Regions from separate parts of the Mus musculus genome. Here region 2 is linked to region 1. The links are chromatin loops, found by intact Hi-C in ENCODE. Cell type or tissue: gastrocnemius. All regions are shown on one strand. Links, peaks and the distances in the headings refer to the core of each region. The heading gives the core; the rest is flanking DNA.

Region 1 (16,402 bases), core at 4,111-12,110:
TGGTACCTTGTAGAAATGAGTTAGGATTTTGCTCCACCTACTGGTCCTGTTTAGTTGTGATTAGGTATGGCCATGACTGAGGGACACTTCAAGTTACAGTGTGTGGCATAGGACTGGTGGGCTGACTAGCCATAGGCCATGATAGTGCTTAAAGGGCTTAAAGAGGGGGCGGGGCTGGAGAGATGGCTCAGCGGTTAAGAGCACTGACTGCTCTTCCAGAGGTCCTGAGTTCAATTCGCAGCAACCACATGGTGGCTCACAACCATCTGTAATGGGTTCTGAGTCCCTCTTCTGGTGTGTCTGAAGACAGAGACAGTGTACTCACATATATCAAATAAATAAAATCTTAAAAAAAAAAGAAAGGGGGGCTTTTCTGCATCTAGGCCCTGTCCCTCTCTTTTCTTATAGGGCCAGAAAGCAGATCATAGGCTGCTGGAGCTGGGTCTACATGCGCAGGGATCGCAAGCATTTCTGCATCCCTCTGCATAGCCCTTTCTTTGCTCCATGGTGGCATGCACCAGTGCCTTTGTTTGAATGGTGGCTGCTGTGTGCCAGCTTGGTGACTTGAGTCCCTTTGAGGCGCCAGGCGCTGGCTGTGTGTAGCCTGTGTGTAGAAGAATGTGGATGGAGTTGGGATGACTGACCCTGGTGTGGCCTTTTCTGTGGATTCTTCCAGCTCTGGCAGCCTGTTTGATGCTGATGGGGAAAGGGGGCTCTGAGTGACTCGGGCCTCGCTGATAGGCTCCCCAGCTGTGACCTCAGAGCTCATATTGTCCAGACATGGTGTTTGCAGATGGTGTTGCTCCCAGAGAAGGGCTGGAGTGGATGTAAGGGGTTCCTGGCCTCACTGCCAGCCAGTCAGAGTTCAGTTGTATTTATATCATTGTTGGAGGCTCAGCATGTAGTATGTGTGCCTCTGGCCTGGGTTTATAGCAATGTGTGCTATGCGGGCTCACATAATGTATATATACACATTGTTCTCAGTATGGGTGACTCGTGACTCGGGGGCTCTTGTCCACAAGCATCTTAGGTCCTGACATCTGTGTCAATGTGCTTATAGGCACTGGGCTCCAGACTTGTCATTTACATTTACAGACTTGTCATCGTGGGGCTAGCCTTGTGGGGGTTAGGGTGGATCCAGGAGATGAAGTCCATCCTTGCTGTGAGCGTGGCTTTCTCTGTGTCACCTCTGAACTTTGCAGCGGTCAGCTTCATAGCATAGTGGCCACATGAGTAGAAGCTGCCTTCACGGAGAGGTAGATAAACAGTGGTGGGTTTCATCGCCTGGGAGAAGTAGAGGTTGCTTGTGTAGGTCTAGTGTGCAGGGTGGGGGGAGGGGGTGGCAATACAGTAGGGTGTACAGGAACGGGTGTGTGCAATAGATGTGCAAGTAGGGTACAGGTGGGGTGAGCGTGTAGAACAGGATACAAAGTGGGTGTGCAGGGTTGGGCATGTAGGGTTGGGTGTGCAGAGTTGAGTGTGCAGGGTTGGGTGTGCAGGGTTGGTTGTGCAGGATTGGCTGTGAAAGATTGGACTGTAGACCTGGATTGGTGTATAAGGCTGGGTCGGTAGACTAGGGGTGCTGTGACATTCCTTCCCTGGGAAGAGATAAATAAGTGCCTATGCCCTCCTCACAGCCTCCCCCAATGGCAAAACAAAGTATGATTCTCAAAGTCAAAATGCAGCTCGGGGAAGCACTGAATTTATTGGGCTTACTTAGAGAGCGCAGGCAAGAGGCTACTTACAGGGATGTGGGCAGCGCCTTATTACAGAAAATTTTTACCTCAGAACGAAGGACGAGGATGACTTCCCCAGCCTTTCGTGGCTAGAGTGTCTCCACTCAGCTAACCTTCCAGTCTGTGTCCTCCTCCAGCACAACTGAAGCCGGAATCACATACAGATGGCCGAGAGGCCTGGAAGGAGTGGCTAGACTGTCAGATGGATATCCAGTGACCCTTCCCAGCCCTTTCCGGGAGGTCTGATCTCCAGGGTCTCTTGCTATCACTCCTCTCTGCTGAAGATGACGGGCTGTTACGTGCCCTGTGATAGGGCTGGAGAAGGCTGGCTGTGTAAAATAGGGCTGTGACGAGTGAGACCCATAGGGCCAGGTGTGCCAGCTGGGGTGTGCTGGACTCAGTATCTATAGGCCTGGATGTGCGTGCTCAGTATAGACTGGAGCCTGTAGGGATGAAGGTTGAGCATGCAGAGTCAGGTGTGTGAATTCTGAGCTGCTTTGGGGACAGCCTCATACTCTTTCCTACCCAACCCCACAGTCATTGTCTGCTCTCTTCCAAAAGCTGACTTTGGGCACCACGGACTTAGACCCAAGCATAGTTGGGGATATTTAACTAACCTCTAAATTATAATTGGTTCCAGTTTTGAAAACAAAAGCTGTATTTTTCTGGTTCCCCCAAATTCTTCTTTTGAATGAGCGGATGAAGGAAGAAGGGTCTTTGTGGTGCCCGTGGGCAGTGTAAGGAACAGGGGCCCCCCAGGAGCTTCGCCCGCTGCCTCCTCCTCCCTCGCTCTTGCCCTCCTCCCCTCCCCCATCCCAAGTCAGTCTTAGCTGCATTGTTCCACACACTGGCTGCCAGGAAGCCTGTCTGCAGAAGCCCAGGAGGCCCCTGGAGCACAAAGCAGGCCTGTGGAGTTGGAGAGACGGACCTTGGGCACAGCCTGCAGCAGACAGACATCCCCAGCAGATGAGGCACAGGCCTCTGGGCAGCAGATCCTCCACATGATTGTAGCTGGCATCAATGGAAGGGTTGGTTCATGCCACCTTTAGCACCCGTGTGACCAGTGTCACCCAACCTGCCAGGGATGGTCAGCAGTCAGCACAAGTGGAGACTGGGGCCAGCCCAATGGAGGTCAGGAAGCAGGGTCACTGTGTGAAGGACTTCAGCAATGGCAAAGAGAGTGACACTGAAGGACAGATGGCTGGAGTGACCATATCTGGTTCCCACTACCTCTCTCTTAGGAAGGACCCCAGGACTTCTGCCCTCTGTGCCATTTTGGTCAGTCCTACAAGGAAAGTGGGGGGAGGAGAGCCAGATGATGTCCTGCTCCTTGTAGAGCTTTAGGGTCAGTCAGAGCCTCTGTTCTACCAGACCAGCCATCTCTGTCTCTCCACCCAGAGTCGTCACTGTGTGTGGTCTGCTCTGTGTGGGTGACTTGGCAGCACCTCCATCCACCCCAGTGTCTACTGGTGACCTGCACTTTGCATGGCTGGCATTGGATAGGGAAAAGACAGGCAAAAACTTGTGCTCAGCCTGGGAGTTAGTGGCACAGTGACAGCTGTCCCTCTCCTGTACCCATCATGGCCGGCTTTGTGGAGCTATGTTCTCTTTGAGACCCAAGGCCAGGCTTGTTTTGGGTGAATGAGATTTTTCTCCAGGGCTCCTCTTGGCCTCCGTTTCCTCTCCCTTGAAGGATGGGCTGATTCACAGGGTCTCTGGGGTGTTGGAGAGGCCAGTGGTTGGGGTAGCAATGCTGTCCAGCAGAGCTTGGATGGTCTATAGAGCTTCTAGGTAGAGGCAGGCCTGAGGCCTAGTAAGCGAGATTCTCAGGAGTCACGAGATGGGAAGCTGGTGAGGGGGTGGGTGGGTGAGTGGAGGTCACTCATCTGTGGTCTCTTTGGTAGCTAATGGGGGTCTTTCACTGTGCCAGACTGAGAACTAAAGGGGCCATGAGGCCGTCCTGGGGTGAGGAGGCTCAACGCTTAGCTTGGAAGGTCTCGGAAAGCCATTGAGTCCTGGGCTGTGGCTTAAGGGCGCCTGGTTCTAAACTGGGATAATTGATTAATAGAGGGAAAGCCACCCTGCCAGATGCCCTCAATGGTGCCACTGTCTTGGAGTAGGAGACTGACCCCTAACTTCAGGTCCAGATGCCACCCAGGGCTGCTTTTGGCCACCAGCGTGAGTCAGAGGCCTGGGTGTGGCTGCCCTGGGACTCTGGCTGCCAGGGAGGGTGGGAAGGGAATGACCCCACTTCTCTGGGCAGGTCCTTCCTTGTCCCTCCATCTCTTACATGCAAGTGGCCTGCCCTGGCTGTCACTGAGGCTTGTCCCATTAAGCACCTGCCACGGGGTCACTGTACCGAGACCTGTACTATGGTGGCCCAGCCCAGGCTGAATCCTTGGAGGGGGGCCCTGGGCCATGGTTCCAGCTTCTCTGTGCTGATCCTCACAGTTGTCTCTGGGCTTAGCCAAGCTTAGCGAGAGCTGGCTCAGTGATGACTGCACCTAGGGGTACTCTTTGTGTTTGTCCGTGGATCCTGGTGTTTGGGACGATCCTAGAGAGCCCCCGCTCACTCCTGGGAGGACCTAGCTCTCCTGGGAGGACCTAGCTCTCCTGGGAGGACCTAGCTCTCCTGGGAGGACCTAGCTCTCCTGGGAGGACCTAGCTCTCCTGGGAGGACCAAGCTCTCCTGGGAGGACCTAGCTCTCCTGGGAGGACCTAGCTCTCCTGGGAGGACCTAGCTCTCCTGGGAGGACCTAGCTCTCCTGGGAGGACCTAGCTCTCCTGGGAGGATGAACCTAGCTCTCCAGCCTCCAGGGTGTGTGTAGCCTTTAGTGTTCTGTGCTCCCTGCTGAGGGCCAGGCCTCTCAGAGCAGAGAAATGCAGAGACGTTTTCTCTCTGGCCAAGTGAGCTTTGCGCTAGCTCCTGGAGAGGGGCTGACACCTTCCCCTCTGAGCCACACTCTGCCAATGGCTGTCCAGGGACCTCTGACAGGTGGCTCATGTCATGTAGAACTGGAGGATCGTGTTATATTATGTGGTTATATAATGTGGTTATATATTGTATATATATATATATATATATTGTATATATATATGTTATATATTGTATATATATATTACACGAGGTTATATTATGTGGCTCCTGATCCCACGTGTCTGGGCCAGGTGCCTCTTGGCTCTGCCCTTCATTGCCCTTCATCTCTGTCCCAGGTAGAGAGGGGGAGAAGTGGGTGTCTTTGACTTGGTCCACTCAGGTCCAGGCCATTGAGAACTGTGAATAAGAAATATCATTCTAGACCGGGCAGTGGTGGTGCACACCTTTAATCCCAGCAATTGGGAAGCAGAGGCAGGCAGATTTCTGAGTTCGAGGCCAGCCTGGTCTACAAAGTGAGTTCCAGGACAGCCAGGGATACACAGAGAAACCCTGTCTCGAAAAACCAAAAAAAAAAAAAAAAAAAAGAAAGAAAGAAAAATCATTCTATTCCCACAGCCTGCTGTGCTCTCCTCTCCTCATGGGATGGCCCACAGACCCCCTCTCACTGCCCAGCTTCCAGATGCCCTTCCCAGAAAGACAGAATGGTCTTGCCTCTGTCTTTATCTGGCACTCCATGTCCCTCCCACCGACCATGACTCCCTGAAATCTCTGAGGCCTGGCTTTCTGCAGAAGCTATTGCTGGTGTCCTGTCATGGTCCTATTGACTAGGTAGGTCAAGACCATCTCTGTCCCAGGTAGAGAGGGGGAGAAGTGGGTGTCTTTGACTTGGTCCACTCTGGCCTTGCTTATGGGAACAGTGGCCTAGACAGATATGGCTGCTCCAGGTCCCTCTGCTATGCCCAGCCCCACCACATCCTCTGTACAAGCCCTACCTTCTCCAGTGTCAGCAGGGGCCAGAGCATTCATGTTTTCCCAGTGCTTCAGTAATGACCAGGCTTGCCCCCCTCCTCTGTCCCTAACAAAAGCATGTCTGTCTTTGTCTGGAGTGGCTGTCTCCCAGGGTTGGCTTCAGAAATGGGTGGTCTTCTAATGACATAATTACAACCGTGAGAGGCCAACTCCCAGGCATGCTGCTTTTGAGCTGCCTGGTCTGGGCATTGGCGGACTGGTGGTTGGCTTCTCACGTATATGATTAATGGTGTCTGGGTGCACAGAAGGCTCCGTCTTTAAGGATGTCGCATGAGGCCGTTGGGTTTCTGTACTGCCCCAGGCTTGAGTCTTTATTCTCGTTCTTTTGGGTCGTCTCTCGTGATACTTGTATCAGATTAGCCATGTGAAGAGCTCTCAGTGTTTCTAGTCCTTTGATTTAGTTCATCCCTTGCCTCTTGCCTCACCCTATGTGAGGGTCTATATGTGTCCAGATGCAGGACACCCTGTCTTCACGGGTGGTGGCCAGATGCTGTGTCACACAAGGAGTGCCTGTGTTGCCTGGGATCTACGATGGCTGATGTTCCATCCTCATGTCTGTCCGCAAGGCTGGGGTCATGGAACCTGGCTTGTGAGAGGACCCTGTGGGCAGGAGCCCCGTCTGGTGCACATCCCTGGGAGGTTAAGGGGCCATGCCTGTGTCTAGGCCACTGGGAAGTGGTCTCCTGGCAGCCGTTGTGTCAGTGTAGCTTCTGCCCACCTGTCGAGCTGCAGTGCCAATTTGACACCTCCCACTGGTTGGGATAAAGGCTGAAAATTTTTATTCTGAGCAGAAGAAAGACTGGACCAAGTAAGAAAGACTGGACCAAGTTGAAGGGTGGGGGGAGGGGTGGTTGCCCAGGCACTAGATGGAGACACCTCCACCCTCCGTGGGTGGCCTCTTCTCTCTCCTGAGCCTCAAGCCCTCATGGCTCTGCCTTTCTTCAACTGGTAGAAGGATGCTAAGGGGCGAGCCTCCAGGAGCTTCTGGCAAGCCCGGAGGACACAGGGTCTGCCTCTGAGGTGGACATGGCCTGTGTGGGACGCTCTCCCTCAGGAGGGCTTGAAGGACCCATGTTGGAGGCACTGATGGTCACCTAGGTCAGGTTATAGGAACGGTGGGGCCGGTCCGAAGAAGCTGGCCTAGGTCTGTGGTTGGAGCTTTCTCTTACTTCGAGGGTACTGAGCAGGATGAGGCTGGGGCCAGCATCTTGAGATGTAGTGATGCCTCACTCTGCCCATCCTCTCTCTGTGCTCCTACATGACAGGCTGTACCACTGTCTCCGGGGCCTCACCATCCTCAAGCCAGACAGACATCACTAGAAGATCCCCGTGAAACGTAAATCTCACTGCTCCTGGGAGTGTGAGTCGCCCCTGGAGTGTGCGGTACTCAACCCAGAGGCCTGCTGTCCAGGCTGCTCAGCCTGCTGCTGGGACCTGAACACTGTGTTTCCCTTACTGGAGGGTGCTCAGGAGCCAGTTACAGCAAGGGGACCCTGCCTGCTTGCCCGGCTGTGTTGTCTGCTCCTGAAAGGGCAAGCAAGGTGCAGCCTGTGGCTGGCACAGGGGAAAGCTGCACGCCCTGCCTGATCAGAGATTTGGAACTCTCTCTGAGGCTCTTTCGGTAGTAAGCCTGGGACTGACCCTGTCTACTCCCTGTGCCCCAGCCTGGCAATGCACAGGAGACCTATGAGCAGCCATGGGCAGCAGCTTCCATGAACTGGGAGTTCCAGGCTAGTCTGCCAGAGTCGATTAGCTGATTTGGATCAATCGGGAGCAGAGAGGGATTTTACACCCTGCACCCTCAGCTGTGAGCCTAAGGGCTAAGGAGAAAACCTGTCTATTCACCTGTGTGCCACAGGCCATTGGAGCACTCAGCTTAAGTTCCTATAGTGATCCAGGCTTCAGCCTGCCTCCCTAGGCTGCGTGTGCAGGGGATCCTCATCCCCAGAGCGCAAGTGTGGGCTGGGCAGTGGTCAGTGAACATGGGGCCTGTTTGGATCCTGTTGTGGGAGCAGAGCCAGGTAGGGTCTCTGAGGAGAAAGCCCTCAATCCCATGGCTAGAAGTGGATGGGCTAGAAAGGCGGCCCCTTTGTGCCTCATGAAGTTCGTGCCTCTGTGGCCAGAATGCGGCAGGCTGATCCACCCTGCCTGGTGTGCCCTGTGGAGGGAGCTGGCTTCAGCACCTCCGTCCCCAGGCTCCATCCAGCAGGGGATGCACATACAAGCAGTTGCTGGAGCCCTCCTGACTGCTACCGGATACAGTGAACATCACTGTCCCTGTTGGTGTGGAGTCCCCGTGGGTTCACTTGCTAAACCTCACTTAACATTTGGAAGAGTGAGATAGCTGCCCTGTGCCTCAGTCTCCTCCCTGGGAAAGAGCTCCCCGTGAGTCAGATGGACAGTAGACAACAAGCTTCGTGTTTGACCTCAGAGTGACGGTGGGTGGCTTCAGAGGTCAACAGAGGGGTACCACCTCCTTCCCAGCCTGGGCTGCTTGCTGAGTTCTGTGGGCCCATCTTGCAAGGTCCCTGTTATGTGGCTCTCAGGTCCCTTTCTGGATGCATTGCCTGACTTGTGGCACTGGGACCACCAAGCCCTAAGTTCAGTCCTGCAGCCCAGGTATCTCCATATCTGTTACATCTGACCCCAGGACCAGCTGACCCTGTAGGCTGGTCCACTGTCACCAGCCCCAGGTGCTCAAAAGTGTTGGATGGACCTCGGGGGCTCACAGCTGTGGGGTGTCTTGGGTGGGAAGGGATCTCAGAGTCTCCATAGGCCGCCAAGGGGCCTGGCCTCAGATGGAGGTGTGTTTAACATTCTTTCTAGAGGCAGGAGGTTCTGGCTTCTTCCAGCCAGAAGACACAGGTTTCTAGGAGCTTCCTGGGAGCTGGCTCTGTTCCTGCTCAAACAACAGAGATTGACTTGTGTCTTGTACCCTCTCTTCCTGGCCATGGCCACGCGCAGGCAGCACTGTCTGGAGAGGCAGACTCTAGGAAATCTGCTCTTAGCTCATCTCCAGGATTCCTGGGGTGCGAGTGTCTGTTCCTGTTCCAGCAGGATGATTAACCGGGAATCTGCAGGTGGGGGAGCTGGCAGCTGCTTCCCAAATCTGCTCTTGGGTCTTAGCCCCAGGCATTCCAGAGCAAGGCCCTGCCCTCTGTGCCCTGTGGTGCCAGGCCTGTACACCGTCATGAGAATCCAGGCCAGCTGATAGCAGGACAGGTACCGTGGGGGGAGGAGGTAGCCGCTGAGGTGCATCCAATCAGGGCTGGCCATGGGGGAGCTGCTGCCCAGGTCACGCTCAGACCAGCATCTCTCTGGAGCCAAGAGCATTGGAGAGGTTGCTCCTCCATGGCAGGCTCAGGGCCCCTGAATCTGGGAGTGAAGGCCTCTAGTGGCTGACTCTGATCTCAGGAGGGAGGCTGTGTCCTTTGATAAGCTTCTTGCACTGGGTGCTAGGTTTCAGTAGCACCAGCCTCCAAGGCCAGGATGGAGTGGTGAGCACGGTGGATCCCAGGCACATTCGTGTTTCCTGAGTGGACATGGCACCCACAGCCAGGGATCCTCTATCTCTCGAGGAACTGCAGTGTGCCTGCTACACAGGAACCCCAAGGTCCTGGGACCTCAGGGCAGAGAGGCCTGCAGGTCCATAGTCACTCAGTTAACTGGACATTTCAGAAGACCTATAGACAGTGGGTGCTATTGGGGGCTGAACCCCAAATGTAGAGATAATCCAGTATGCATTTGGCAACCCCGGGCCCAGAGTCCTCCCTCAGCCCCAGCTTATACTTTCTTGGCCTGCCTTTTCCTCTCGGCTCCCCTGGGAAGGCCTCACTCACCCAGCTGTCTGTGTCTGACCCTCAAGGACTCTTCCAAAATGCTGCCAAGGAAAAGGGATAGGTGTGGTCTGGCCACTGGCCAGCAAGGATGACATCATCTCCTTTCTACCCTGATGTGTTTGGAGACGCACCCCAGGACAATCGCTTCCTCACATGGACAGGAAGTGGCTACATGTCCTAGGACACCTCCCTTTGTGTCTGCACAAGGCAGGCAGGGTCCTTGATGTTGACTGGGCCCTGTGACTTGATGTTCACTGTCACCCAGTGAAAAGGGCCTGACACACATCAGTGGTCCGTTGAGGCTGTCTGCCTTCATGGTGAACTCTTTTCTACCACAGGGCTTGTGACTATATTTATTTGCAAGTTGGGGTGTCTGTCCCCCCTCCGAGCTCCATCCAGCCTATAGCTGCATGCACCTCTTTACTCTTAGTGTTCCTCATTCCATGATCAGCGGTGGACCCTTGAGGTATCTCTCCATTTCCCAGGGGCACCCCCATCCTTGAGAGCCTTCCTGTGTATGCCATAGCCAGCTTGTCCACTCTAGTCTTCTGTGGCCGCATTGCTCCTGGGTAGTATCTGGGTTCCCCTTGGTGATGAGAGGCCTGCAGGCAGGGTGCAGTGAAGACACACCGTCCTCAGTTAAGGAGGTGGAGCTGAGAATACATGGCATTAGAGGTGTCTGTCCCTACGTGGTACTCAAAGCGACGTGACCCATGGACACACAGGAAAAGCTACTCTGCAGCCCCTGTGGAGGAGAGAGCCCCCCACAGGGCTCAGTCCCCACTGCCTCTCCGTTGAACTCTGTGTGTGATCACACAAAGTTGTATAGGTGTTAGGTGGCCAGCGTGCCAGGCATCCTGTGGTTCATGGGGCATGAGTTTTCTGTAAGATTCTCCCATTCACTCTGTAGATCAAGATAATGATGTTTATGTTGTTATAGCAACGTCCAGGCACCGAGCTCTTTAGGGGACTTCGGTGTGGCCATCACCTTGTATCTGGAGACGTTTGCAGGGCTGAGCTGGTGGCCTGCTTTCCCTTGGCCGAGTTGCAGGGCTGGTGTGGTCAGTGGGCAGGGGTTGGCAACAGGCTCCAACCTGTCTGTAACCCTCTGCATTCTGTCTCCCAGGACTGCACGCTTATCTGGGTTATTTGGATTTTATATGGGGAGAAAGTGCTTGGCTACAGGCTCTTCTGGAGCCTGTGGTTGGAACATCCCACACCTCTTGGCCTTGTCAACTCAGGATCTCCCCACCAGTTAGATCAGGGCCTCTCTGGTACTGAGGATTTGAACCTGGCCCTGGCCAGCTGCTCTTTCCTGTGAGTTTCTGGGTCTGTAGTCCAGAAGTGGAGGAATACAGGATGCAGAATGAGACCTGGAATTTGCAGGCCGGGGTGAGCGAGAGCTCAGGGAAGGCATATCTTAACCACATCCCCTATGGATCTGAGACTACACATTGGGCATGACCGTGGTTACATGTGGCTATGTGTGGTGACTCCTGGGAATGAGGAGAGCTGTGCTATACAGAGTGGGAATACCTGTTTGGGTACTTGTGACCGTACAGGGAGAGACTAAGGGATTCTTTTCTGTCACTCTGTCCAGTGGGCGGCCTCCGAAGGCTGCTTGCAAAGGTCCTTGGTTAGTGTAGTCTCCGTGGCCTGGATGCTCAGACAGCCTCATAGTGACCAGGTACTGCACTGGACAGGACTTGGTGCCTGTTGTACTAGTTGATGCCCTCTCCGCCTCTGGAGGAAGGGCCTAGAACTTAACAGTCCAAAATATGCCTGTTCTCTTAGGGTTGCTGGCCCCTAGTCCCTTGTCGCAAGAGCTGGGGCACCCAGCTTTCCATATCTTTCATACCTTTCCCTGGGTGGCAGGAAATCTTGAGAGAGGAACCCTGAGACAAGCTGGGTCTGGCACTGGGCAGATTTAGAGGTTCACAGACCCTCTTCTGGAATAGCGCGTGTTTTGGTGCCTTGTACTCAAGGTGGTGTGCTGGTGCCCTCTGGTGGCTATGAGAGGCTCATGCCTGCCTAGAATTTAGGGTCATGAGAGCAGTCATGATCGATCAATCAGGACAAAGATAGTCTGTGCCCAGCATGGTGGGGAGGGCATAGGCACAGGTCTGTCAGGTGTAGGGTACAAACGCCTGTCTTGAGGACTCTCTCTGGTTTTGGGGGCCTGAGGGTGGAGAAACAGAAGGTCCATGGAGGAGCAGGTAGAGTTACCTGGGGAAATGGCAGCTGGGCTGGAGACTGGGGCTAGGTTTGTCTATGATGACAATAGTCCAGGACACAAATAGATCCCAGTGTAATGGGGACAGGGAAAGTGAATCCCCATTAGTGATGAGCCATGGGTATAGGGAGAGGCTGTAAGGGCTCTGGTATGGATGTGGAGGTTTTTGGAACGTTTCCTGAACCAAGGAGGGTTTGGGAAGGAACAAGCTATTGGGGTCCTGAGAATGGGTGAGGCAGGGAAGTGCCCTGAGGAAGAGGACTCAAGCCTTCAGGTACAAGGCACAGCAGGATGGGTAGGGCCACAGCCCTCCTTTATCAGAGATAGTGCAGCCTGAGCCTGCTCCACTCAAACCCTGTCTCCTGGTGGCCTTATGAAGAACAAACAGCCCTCACTCCCCAACCTTCCTACATCTTAGTTCCTTTCCCCTCCACTTTTCAGTGTGTGTGTGTGTGTGTGCATGCACATATGTGTGTATGTATCTGTGTGTGTTTCTGTGTATATATATATCTGTATATATGTGCATGTGTGCATCTGTGTGCATGCATGTGCATGTATGCCTATTTCTATGTGCATATATGTCTATGTGTGTATATCTATGTGTGTATGCATATACCTGTGTGTGTGTCTGTCTGTGTGTGAGTGTATCTCTGTGTGAATCTGCATGTGTGTATCTGTGTGCATGCATGTGCATATGTATGTGTGTGGGGTTGTAGGTTGTGCTCCTGCAGATTCAAATATGACTTTGTAAGCCTGCCTCGATCTTCCTCCACATTATCCACTAAGGCAGGATCTTAGTTGAATCCAGAGCTCACTAGTTTGGCTTCTAGGATATCCTGCATCTCTGTCTTCTGATAGGCTGACATGAGCACTGGGGATTTGAACTCTAGCCTTATGCTTGCATAGCGAGCATGTTACTCACTGGCTTGCCTCTTAGTTCCAATACACCTGTAGTATGATATTTGTTTGTAGAATTTATGCCCAAACCAGATCCTGTATAGACTAAAATCCAGGTCCAGGCTCTCTGCCTTCAATAAGCATTCTCTTAACAAATGTTTACTATTCTTTATGTGCACAGGGCACATCAGAGGGACTCTACTACAGGTGTGAGATGTGGCCTGTTCATGGGGACCTGTAACCAGCAAGAAGGCAGATGTGACAGGCCAATCACAGAGACACTCAGCCAGCCTGGGGCCAATACTGACTATGTGATCAGGGTTAGTCAGCAGGCAAGGAGACAAGGAAAGGTGTGGGAGCAGCAGATAAGGGTGAGCAGAAGTCCCCAGGTGGGGTGGGTTTCCCCATTAGACACAGGTGGCCTCTTTGGAGAGGCCTTCAGCCAAGTCCTGGGTGCCAGGGGATAGCCAGTGCCCGGCTCTGGAGCAAGTGCATGGAGGAGCTGCTGATCTGGCCATGTGTTCGGGATAGGGCAAGGCAGATGCTTGGCTGGCCAGAGGATTGCATGTATGCAGCCCTCCCTCATAAATCGGGAGAGCGTAAGTGGACAGCTGGCCAGCTCTGACTAAGTCTGACACCCAGGGTAGGTTCCCAGCCAGGCCCAGCTCCATCCCTGGCAGGGTGCTGAGCTCTGCTGGAGGGAGCTGTAGAAAAGGGAAGAGCGTCCCAGACTCTCTAGTTCTTGGCCCAGAAACTAAGCAAGAGGCAAAGCTGGTCATAGCTGGTCACCAGACTATGGGGGAGGAGGGAGGGCGAAATATGAGCTGAGATCTTCCAAACCTGGGAGAACCAGAAGTCAGGGTTCCTGACAGAGTGACAAGGGGAGATTGGGGCAGACAGGGAGGTAGAGGCAGAGGCACACTAGGAAAGGGGCTCCCAGCATGCCTGGCTGGCCCCCAGGGTGCTGCTAGCTTGGTGCTGATCTCCCCCGCTAGTCCGTCCTCCTGGCAGAAAAATGAAAGGTTCAGAGTCATGGTCATGGCAGGGAGTGAAGACCTGGACGTTTGGGGGATCTGAGGAATGTTCTTGGCTTCTTCTGAGCCTTTTACATCTTGTCTTGTTTTCTGAGAAACAAATGGAAAAGAAAAAAAAAAATATCCAAAGCCCATTCCTACACTTTTGGCTGCTGGTGTATATAAACAGAGGGAACCTGACAGTTCTTGGAGAGCGAGAGGGGGGTGGGAGGGCCAGCTAAGGAGGCCTGTGCTCTCCCCTGGTTTTGGTCACTGGTTCTGCAGCTGCAGGGGTCTAGGAGGGAGGCTCTTTTCCTATGCAGTCAGGAGCATTATCTATTCCACACCTGCCCTAGCCCCCTGGGGCCCAGCCCCAGTCCTGAATGAGCACTGTGTCACCTGCTGTGAGGTGGCTGCAAGGTCATGCTGATTCCTAATGCCTCTGTCAAGAGCCTGGAGGGCTGAGTCCTGGGCTGAGGGCAGGAGGAAGCAGGAGTCTCTCTGTCTCAGCGACTGTGTGGAGCCTTTGGGTCCTGTCCCATCCTGTCACTCCTATGTCTGACTTTCCATGATGTCTTCCCCTCATTTTTCTCGGGCCTCAGCTCTTGGCTGAGAGGAAATCCTGAGCTGTTCCTCAGCTTTCGGGTTCCATTAGAGGGCAATGTGATCCTCCCACCGCTGTCCTCCCTCCGCTGTCCTTCATGTTAAGCTGGCGGTTGGAGGCTCCCTCCATGTCCTCTGGCCAGAGCCAGTGGTCTTCTCCACTGCACACAACCTTAGTGTTCCCTGTGATGTCTGTCTTCTGCTGAATAAGGCTCTCTAGAAGCCTCTGAGGAGATGTCACCCAGGGCCACCTCTGTGCCTGGCCTAAGGGTGAAACACAGGGTCTGCGGCTTTGCCCTGCCTTCCAGGGACCCTGGAACTGTGGACAGGCATGGGCCTGAGGGCACTGGGGCTTGTGTGTGTGTGTTTGTGTGTGTGTGTGTGTGTGTTTGTGTGTGTGTGTGTGTGTGTGTGTGTGTGTGTGTGAAGAGGCCAGCTGTGGAGGAGACTCCCTTTCTTAAGCAGAGCTGTTGGCCAGCTGCTCCTGTAGCTGCCACAGTGGAGGCCTGTGACTTTCCCAAAGAGCTTACCCAGTGGTCTTAGATCTTTAGGCAGGTGGGGGAGGTCTTTCTGGTTATTTCTGAACCACCATGTCTTGTCTCCAAGTTGCCCTGGAAGCCATGGTGTGTGGTGTGTGGCGTGTGTGTTGCATGTGTCTGGTTTGTATGTGTATAGCATGTATGTGTGGTAAGTGTGCTGTGTATGGTGTGTAGTATGGTGTGTGCATGTGGTATGTAGGTGTGTGTGTGTGTATGCGTAACTGTGATGTGTGTGGTGGTGTGTTTGTGTGTGATGTGTGGGTATGTGTATGGTGTGGTGTATGTGTCTGATTTCTATGTGTGTGGTATGTGTAGTTTGTGTGTGTGTGGTGTCTATGGTGTGTATGATATATATGTGTGGTGTATGCGGTATTGATGTGTGATGTGTGTGTATATATGTAGTGGTGGGTATGTGTGTGTGTGTGTATGGTGTTGGTGTATAGTGTGTATATGTGTGATACATGTGTCTGATTATATGTGTATGGTGTGTGTGATATGTGTATAGTATGGTGTATAGTACGGTGTGTGCATGTGGTATGTGGGGGTGTGCTTGTGATGTGTGTGGTGGTGTGTATGTGTCTAATTTGTATGTGTGTGATATATTTGGTGTGTGTAGTGTATGTGTGTGTGTTTGGTGTGCATGTGTGTGTAGTGTGGTGCATGTATATGGTGTGTGTGCTTTAGTTTTGAGGTATTGTGGGAACAACAGTTGTGTGTGTTTGTAGTGGTATGTATGTGTGTATGTGTATGGTAGGGCGTGTGTGTGTGTGTGTGCGCGCGCGTTCGCGAGCACATACTGGCTCCCAGCCTTCTTTCCCTCTCCAGCTTCCTGTTGGAAAGTATCGTTAAACCCCTGGCTCATCCACTGTGCATGGTTCACTGAAGTGAACTGAGCTGGCTACATACTTGTGCTAACGACTTCTGACATGCTGGAAGGGGGGAAGGTAAAGCAGCCAGAGCTTGGGCAGGTGATGGCCTGATGCTCATCCCCGGGAGGGAGCCACACGGTGGAAGGAGAGACCGGAGGCCTGCAAGCTGTCTTCTGACTTCCACAAGCATTGTGGCACGAGTGTTCACACACAGACTTGCACATGAAGTAAACAAACAGAATTGCAATGTGAGAAGATGACGTTTCTGGGGACCAGGAAGAGAGGGGTTGGAGACAGGAGATGTGGCGGGCACAGACAATATGCTGCATTGCCTCATGGAGGACCCGTGCCACTCCTGTTCAACACCCTGGAATGTGAGGCACCCAGTGTGAGTCCTGAGCTTGGGGTCACAGTGGTATGCCACCCTTCTGCACAAATGCCCCCTCCCCCATGTGACATTAATAAGGAGTCGATAGAGCCGGGAGGCTCAGCAGCTAACAGCACAGCTGCTCTTCCAGAGGAGCCAGCTTTAATTCTCTGTACCCACACGGTAACTCCAGCCCCAGAGTATCCAGCAATCTCTTCTGGCCTCTGGGGACACAAGGCACACATGTGTTGCACAGGCGTGCATGCACCCCACTACCCATAAGCATACAGTAACAACAGCAATTCTCAAAAATGGGAACGGAATCGCGGGGAGCTGGGCAAGGAGACATAAAGAGACCCCAAACTGTTCCAACAATAACAACAAAGTAAAAAAGGAAGA
Region 2 (8,000 bases), core at 1-8,000, 140 kb before region 1:
CCATACCTCCTGTGCTCCTGGCCCTCTCCCTGCTGGGTCAGAATATCCCTACTTCCCCATACAGATGGTGGGGTTCACTCACGGCCTCTGTAGGAGCTGCTGCTGCTGCTGCTGTCGATAGGAGTCAACCAAAGGCTGGGGCACAAGCTCCATCAGTTCTAGGCTCTCCTTGACTTTCATCAAGATCTCAAAGTTCTCCCGGCCTCGCACCTGGGCACAGAAAAACAGAGTCTCGGCCCAGGTACCTGGGAGATTCCACTGGCCCCAAACCCCTGGTGGGACGGGGATGGCCGTAGCCTCAGGAGGACTCCAGGCTATGGCAAAGTGTTGATCTGCTCTTGGAGTTTCCCCGTACCCCAACGCTCAGGATACTCTGGCTTTCCTCTTCCCAGGGGCAGGTTTAGAAGTGGGTCCCTCGGGGTTCAGAGACCATGTTTATTCTTCCCTGCTAAGAGGCTCTAAGTTATAACAGCTCTAAGTCTTAAAGGAGGACTCACAGGCAAGGAAATAGCACTCTTTCGGAGTGCACCATGATCTTACCACTGGGATTGGTACCACAGTCACATCGAGCCATGTAGGCTGATACCCTATAGAACTATTGATTTAAACACAGGCTATACCCTATACAACCATGGATTTAAACACAGGCTATACCCTATAGGACCATGGATTTAAACACAAGCTATACCCTATAGGTCCATGGAGTTAAACACAAGCTATACCCTATAGGACCATGGATTTAAACATAGGCTATACCCCATAGGTCCATGGATTTAAACATAGGCTATACCTTATAGGACCATGGATTTAAACACAGGCTGTACCCTATAGGACCATGGATTTAAACACAGGCTATACCCTATAGGACCATGGATTTAAACACAAGCTATACCCTATAGGACCATGGATTTAAACACAAGCTATACCCTATAGGTCCATGGATTTAAACACAAGCTATACCCTATAGGACCATGGATTTAAACATAGGCTATACCCCATAGGTCCATGGATTTAAACATAGGCTATACCTTATAGGACCATGGATTTAAACACAGGCTGTACCCTATAGGACCATGGATTTAAACATAGGCTATACCCTATAGGACCATGGATTTAAACACAGGCTGAACCCTATAGGACCATGGATTTAAACACAGGCTGAACCCTATAGGATCATGGGTTCCTACTGAAACTCCACCCTGGGGGTCTCCATTATAAAGGGTGCCCTTAGGTCTCCTTGATGCACAGCTGACTTGGCTGGCATGTTCACACTCAGTGAGTTCAGGGTCTGACTCTAAACAGAGCCTCCTTTGAACCCCACCTCCTTCAGGGCCACAGTTTCAATCCTCAGGTGTCAGCATGCCACCCTTGCCCATCTCTGGTGACATCTGTACTTCCCCAGCCTGGGATCTTGGGTGATGGGAACACACAGACCTGCCCTCCCAGCCCACTCACGTGCATGTAGAACATGTCCTCGTCCCCGTGGCGTCTCTTCTTCACGTTGGTACCCAGGGCAGGGATGGCAGGGGGGCTCTGCTTGAATGCTAGAAGGCAGGTCGGGAAAGATAAATGAGCCAGAGAGCAAAGACTGAGATGCCCAGGTGAACACCTGCCATGGGTGTGGTGTGCACACAGGGCAAACCTAGGCTGGAAGGAGCTGGACCAGGGTCCCACATGCTCCTAGCCTCAGAGCATAGACAAGTGAGATGTCTTGGGCCACATTCGCCCTGTCCCGCCTGGAGAGGCTTCCCAGCCTCAGCCATTCAGACCCAGATCCATCTTTGGATGAAGCTATGCTTGGCACCTTTGGAGCAGGTACTCCCCACACTCAGGTGCATCCAACTCCACCCTCCGCCCATACCCTGACCCAGAGCCCCACTCACCACGTTTGCTGGCAGCTCCATTTTTGGTGGTACTTTCATTCAGAGCCTGTTGCTCCCGGTAATGGTCTTCATCAGCTTTGCGGTCACGGCCAGGACAGGCACAGATGCGACCCTCGAAAGACCGGCGGCCCAGGACCTGTCCACTGTTGGGTCGGCACAGCGTGGCTGTGAGCTCAAGAGACCACTCTTGACCCTGCCCAACTCCCGCAGACCCCTCGTGACTGGCCTTGAAGCTGAATGCCCACCGAGGAGAGCAAGCCCTCCCTGTGTCCATGACATGCCCCCCCACGGCCCCACCTCTACCATCCTTCCACGGCAGACTCACTCCCGGGTCTCCAGGGTGATGATGACAAGGATGGGCCTCCGATTCATGCCCCCCACACAGCTGCTGTTACACATGAAGTTGTACAGGATGGTGGTAAATTCTGTTCCCACCTGTCCACAGGGGAGACAGGGGAAGGGCTTAGTATCAGTCAGCATGCAGGGCCCACCTTCTAAGAAAAGGACTTGTAGCTGCCACCTCTGGCCCTGGTTCTGAGGAGGCATAGGGACGCTGCAGTATGGTTCACGGTCATCTACCCATCTATCTACCCAACCACCCCATCTTTGCACTTATCCATCCATCTCGCCACTTATCCACCTACCATCCACCAAACCATCCATCCGCTCACACGCCTGTCTACACATCCATCCATCTGCTCACACGCCTGTCTACACACCCACGTATCCACCTACCCCACTCACTTGCCGGTCAACCTCTCATCCATTGACACATACATCCACACACCTGCTCACTTGCCTACCCATACACCCACTTACACTCCTGCTCACCTGCTCTCCTGCCCACCCCCAGTGGTGCCTGACTATCACCCACCTACCTACCCACCCATCCACTCACTCACCCATCCATTCAGCCATCTACACTCACGTGAGATTGCCCGCCCTCCCACCGATCCATCTGTGCCGTCACAGCCCTGTGCTGGCTCTGGGCTGAGAGCTCAGTCTTGGTTTCAGCTCTTAGGGGAGGTACAGAGTTTGTGGTGTGCTTGCTGCAGTCATCTTCCTTAACACAGGCAGAGGTCAAATGTCAGGGCTGTATGTGAGTGGGTGTGTGTGAGCCTTTGTGTCAAGTGTGTGATGAGTACTGTGGACTCATCTGGGCAGAGGAATGAAAGGGACTCCATCCCCAGAAAGGAGTTTCAAAGGTTAGGGTACAAACGCCATAAACCCCAGTCCTTCACAGAACTTACACCTGCCAACCACTAGAGGGCAAGAGAAACCTACGTTGTGTCTCATGCCTGAGCTGGTGAGGCTTTTTCTGATGAGAGGGGAGGATGCTTGTGGGGTGTGTGTGTCTGTGTGTCTGTGTGTCTGTGTGTGTGTGTGTGTCTGTGTGTATGTGTGTGTGTGTGTTTCTGTGTTCTGTGTGTCTCTGCCTGTTTCTGTGTGTGTGGTGTGGGTGGGTGGGGTCTCTGTGTTTGTCCATGTGTTTCTCAGTTTGTGTCTGTGTGTGTGTGTGTTTGTCTGTGTGTGTGTGTCTGTGTGTGTGTAGGTGTGTATGTCTCTGTGTGTCTCTGTGTATGTCTGTGTGTGTGAATCTGTGTCTATGTGTATGTCTGTCTGTGTGTGTCTGTGTGTATATGGGGCCCTGTCCCACTGACATTCAAAGCTGCCTCACAGGACCCCAGGGCTTGGTAGAGGATGGGTCAGAGATGAGACCTAACCCCAGTCCTCCTGAGTCTCCGCCCTGATACCTCCCACATCAGTACTGAAGTCCCTTCACCTTGCCTTTGGCCCCAACTGGGGCTCATATCAGATCTAGAAGGTGACCACACACTCTTCTGGTGTCAAAGTGGACAGCTGCCTCCTCCAGTCTTCCTTCACTTGTCTACTTTTGGCAACCACCACCTCCAGCCTGGTTCCCTCCCTTAGAGCCCTCACCTGTGGTCTGAGCCCTTCGCCTCCAGCCTGAACCTCCGTATCCACCCTGCACCTCAGTGTGCAGCATGTCTGGTCACCTCCACTGTACCCTCCATCCAGCTGGCACCACTCTCCCGAGGCTCTGCACACAGGCCCTCTTAAGGCTGACCGATCATCTCTGTCTTCCCTACTCTCCTGAGCCTGTGTTCCACGGCTCCAATCTCCTGTAGGCGTCCTCTGTGATTCCCCCAGCCTGGTCTAGGAGGCCTTTCATGATCACTACCCCCCCACACATGGAATTGCCCACCCTCTACCCACCACCCCATGCTTGCTGGCTTGCTTTTGTCCCTGCAAATGGAGCCTGAGATGTCTGGGAACTCTTTCTTCCATGTCTAGAAGACTGTACTTGAGAGAAACAAGCAAGAAGATTGAAGATTAGACCCTCCAGGGAGGGCAGGGTTGAAAGGTTGGAGGTCATATAACTATACCTCGCTATATAGCTGAGGCGAGAGAGAGACAGAGACAGAGAGAGACAGAGACAGACAGACAGACAGACAGACAGACAGACGAGAGACAGACAGAGACAGAGACAGACAGACGAGAGACAGACAGAGAGACAGAGAGCTAAAGTTGGCTTGAGCACAGGCCCAAGCTCGCTGCCCACAGTGAAATGAACTGTCAGGAAAAGGCCTGAGAGGCAGGCTGAGGTCAGAGCAGAGGCCCAGGGAACCCCACCCTGTAAGGTTGGCTTTGTATCCCAGCCTGGACCCCGCCTACCTGTGGGGGTTCATACGGCACAACCACACTCTGCCTTCCGGTGACAGGGTCATCCACGTACTGGGCGAGGTTGTTGCCTTCTACACGGATGAGGTGGCTAGCCGGGGCAGACTGTCCTGCCAGGAGGGGACACAGCTTTAGAGAGGGGCCCATCTTCCATCCCATACCCCTGTACCAGGCGTGTGGCAGAACTGAGGCCACAGGGCTTGTCCCCGTGAGAGTCCCAGGCAAGGCTCAGAGCTGTGCAACCCTCATTTAGGTGGCCTTGAGCGGGACAGAAGCTGTCCCCAGATAATCTGACCCTGGGGGTGTCACAGGCTTCACCAGGGACACTGCAGGGATGCTTCACAAGATTCTCCAAGGTCAGCTGGTCCCTCAGACTACACCCTTGCTGGACCATCAGCCTCTTGGACTGTAGTCAGAGCTGAGGAAATGGAAAGAGGGCTAGGGTGTGGGTTCCTGTGAGGGGAGAGTTGAGAGCAGCTTACCGCTGTGCTCACTGGCCTACATCTCTCAGCTATGCCTCTGGTCAGTGTCCCACAGCTGGGAGGGGGAGGGGGGGCTCACCTTCATTGAAGTCCCTTCCAAGCTCGTGGTTGGGGCAGCGCTTAACAATGTCGGTCACATGCTCTGCCTTCTTGTAGACAGGCATGGCCCGGATGGCCGTGCCCGGGGGTGGTGGTGTGGACACTTTGATCTGGATGGGGCATGTCTTAGCAATCTGACAGTACAACTTCTTCAAGAGTGGGGAGTACTGGAGGAGAGAAGGGGGCCAGGTTGAGATGGCAGCTCAGTTCCGGATGCTTCCACAAGACCCCTTTCCCAAGCGCTCCGATGAGGCCTGCTTCCAGATGCTTCAGGCATGCTTCAGATTGTAGAGATGGGCGTGCCTGGTGCCTGCTCATCACCTGCCTGGCTATGTGTCTCACCTGCATCTCAAAGGCTGCGAGCGGTGGACCGTTGCATAAGGATGACAAAGGGTAAGACAGTGTTGGGGGTGTGGGTCAGAGGTCAGTGGGAATCAGTCCTAGTTTTGCTTTCCCAGCCTGGATCAGGCCACTGGCTGCAGGGGTAGGATTTGCAGCATTGAGGTGGTTTGACGAGCTCAGAATTGCATCCTTCTACCTTGCATAGAAGAATCACTCAGTAGGTGGGTGGCTTGCCCCTTCTGCCTTTGCCTTTATCCTCCAATGGAGAACTCTCTGAACCAGCAAGACCTTGCATGCTGTTGACCAGTCACCAGCACTGTGCCACCAAGTAAAGTCACCAAGTCCAGGCAGCCAAGCTGTTGTGGGGGGCAAGACCCGCTTTCCCCATCCTGGAAACTGACTGGACCTGAGGTCATGCCAGGATGTCTCTCAGGGACAATGGGACGTCATCATGCCTCCCCCGCCCCCTCCGTGTCCCAGGTCACTCTTCTAAGGATTGTACTGGCCCTGCCAAGACCAAGTCAGTTTCAGAATCAGAGTGAGACTATTCTATGCAAGGCAGAGGATGCAATTCTGAGCTTGTCAAACGGGCTCAATGCTGCAAATCCTACCTATGCAGCCAGCGGCCTGATCTAGGCTGGAAAAGCAAGATACCCATTTATTCACCTGCTAGCTGACTCTCACTATGGCTCCTGAAACCCCTGGTGACTCACTCCTCTTGTCTTCCTTCCCAAGTGATTTTGTTTTAAAAGATCTATCTATCTATCTATCTATCTATCTATCTATCTATCTATCTATTATGTATATAGTGTTCTGTCTGAATGTACTCCTGCAGGCCAGAAGAGAGGGCACCAGATCTCATTATAGATGGTTATGAGACACCATGTGGTTGCCGGGAATTGAACTCAGGACCTCTTGACCTCTGAGCCATCTCTCTAGCTCTTCCCAAGGGTTTTTTTTTTTTGTTTGTTTGTTTTGTTTTGTTTTGGTTTGGTTTGGTTTTTGGTTTTCGAGACAGGGTTTCTCTATGTAGCCCTGGCTGTCCTGGAACTCACTTTGTAGACCAGGCTGGCCTCAAACTCAGAAATCTGCCTGCCTCTGCCTCCCAAGTGCTGGTATTAAAGGGGTGTGCCACCACCGCCTGGCTCCCAAGGGATTTTTATGAAGCTCCACTTCACTCTAAAGTCTCCACCACACATGAATTATATACACCATGCTCCCTTGTGACAGTTAATGAAGCTGAGGCCAGAGATGGTAAGCTGTTAACAAAACAGGAATGGGCAGGTGGTGCTCACACACCAAATCTTTCCTTTGCAAGGGACAGTGGGGGATTCTGACCACCCTAACCCTATATAGCTTATGGTTCTCCACAATGGAGTATGCAGAAATAGCATATACCATAGGCAAATGCAATGAAGGGAGGGCAGGGAGAGGCGCCATGACATAGTCCCTTCCCTCCTGTTTAAAAAGCAAGAGATACTCACTATAGGGACCCCACAGAAGGCTTCAGGGACTGTTTTGAAAAGCTGAGAGAGCCTAAGAGGGGGAGCAGCTGAGGGAGAGCTAATGGCCACACCAGCAGGTTGGTGTGACTTTCGGGAGGGGGGGTGACCACTGTCTGCTGGTGTGTGGGATCCTCATCCTAACATTCTGGAGGAAGGAGCCACAGCCTCATCCCCAGGATACATGGGGGACTCTGAGACTTGGACAGGGTACACCTGACCTCTGCACATCCAAATCTGGGCTTTGGTTTTTTGCAACGGCCTCTCCTCAAGTTAGTACACTGCAGCCTGGTCTCCATCTGTGCAGGCTGGGGACAGAGTAGCAGGAGTAGCTGGTTCCCTGGGGAAAGGCCAATAAACAGCTACACACACACACCTGTCCTTCAGCAGCAGCAGCAGCCTGCAGGTGTTGGGGGTCTACAGCCTGCACTTGGTAAAAAGCACACTAGCTCTGTAATTACTGTGGCTCCCTAGGAAGGACACGGGGTGGCATGAAGTTCACAGTGCGAGGTGCCCCTCCCGACATTAAGTAAATTCATATACAGTGACAGTGAAGTGCCCTGGGCTCTTGCTTATCCACAAATGAAGGTTTCCCAGCAAGCCCCAGGCTCAGACAATTGCAAAGGCCTAACGGTGAAGGGAACCCAGCTCATCCTGAGCTCAGAGAGACTCAACCTGAGGCCAATCAGGCAACTTCCTGGTAAAGGTGACAGTCCCAAGCATTACCAAACATCTCCCGAGTGCCCATTGTTTGTGAGGCCTAGCTACCTAAAGAAAATAGACTGAGGGGTGGAGGTGGCCAACACCCCCATGAAACAGGCCTTGCCCACAGTGGGTTGGGGAGACACTGAGACCAAAGTCACCAGGGGCGGAAAAAGGAGATTAGCCTTTGAAGGCTGGCCCTTGGCTCCCTGTTCTGGCTCAGGAATTCAGGCTGGATTCCCCTAAATTGGACCACCTGCCAGGTTTGTCTACCACTGACTTACCAC

Evidence for each region. Hi-C counts contacts between places; a loop is a spot of excess contacts. Peaks named below come from ENCODE experiments on the same cell type or tissue, not always from the same donor. Only the 100,000 strongest peaks of a DNase experiment are listed, where the experiment ranks them.
Region 2: a loop joins it to region 1, with 5 times the contacts of the local background. A loop is called at or near these places in 21 of 42 quality-filtered maps.

Annotation. Positions count from the first base shown.
Region 1 is chr4:154,195,999-154,212,400 of GRCm38, forward strand. All of the region lies in intron 3 of Megf6 (multiple EGF-like-domains 6), which reads left to right. Among named protein-coding and RNA genes, the nearest start is that of Megf6, 33 kb to the left of the region's middle. In gastrocnemius, for the core only: no CTCF peak of the experiment used is centred there; DNase peaks (open chromatin) are centred at 8,680 and 11,483.
Region 2 is chr4:154,062,430-154,070,429 of GRCm38, forward strand. It overlaps Trp73 (transformation related protein 73), which reads right to left. Exons shown (of 14, transcript NM_011642.4): 5 at 5,148-5,334; 6 at 4,581-4,696; 7 at 2,209-2,318; 8 at 1,884-2,026; 9 at 1,456-1,544; 10 at 83-210. Among named protein-coding and RNA genes, the nearest start is that of Ccdc27, 24 kb to the left of the region's middle. In gastrocnemius, for the core only: a CTCF peak has its summit at 3,138 (motif pointing right); a DNase peak (open chromatin) is centred at 3,166.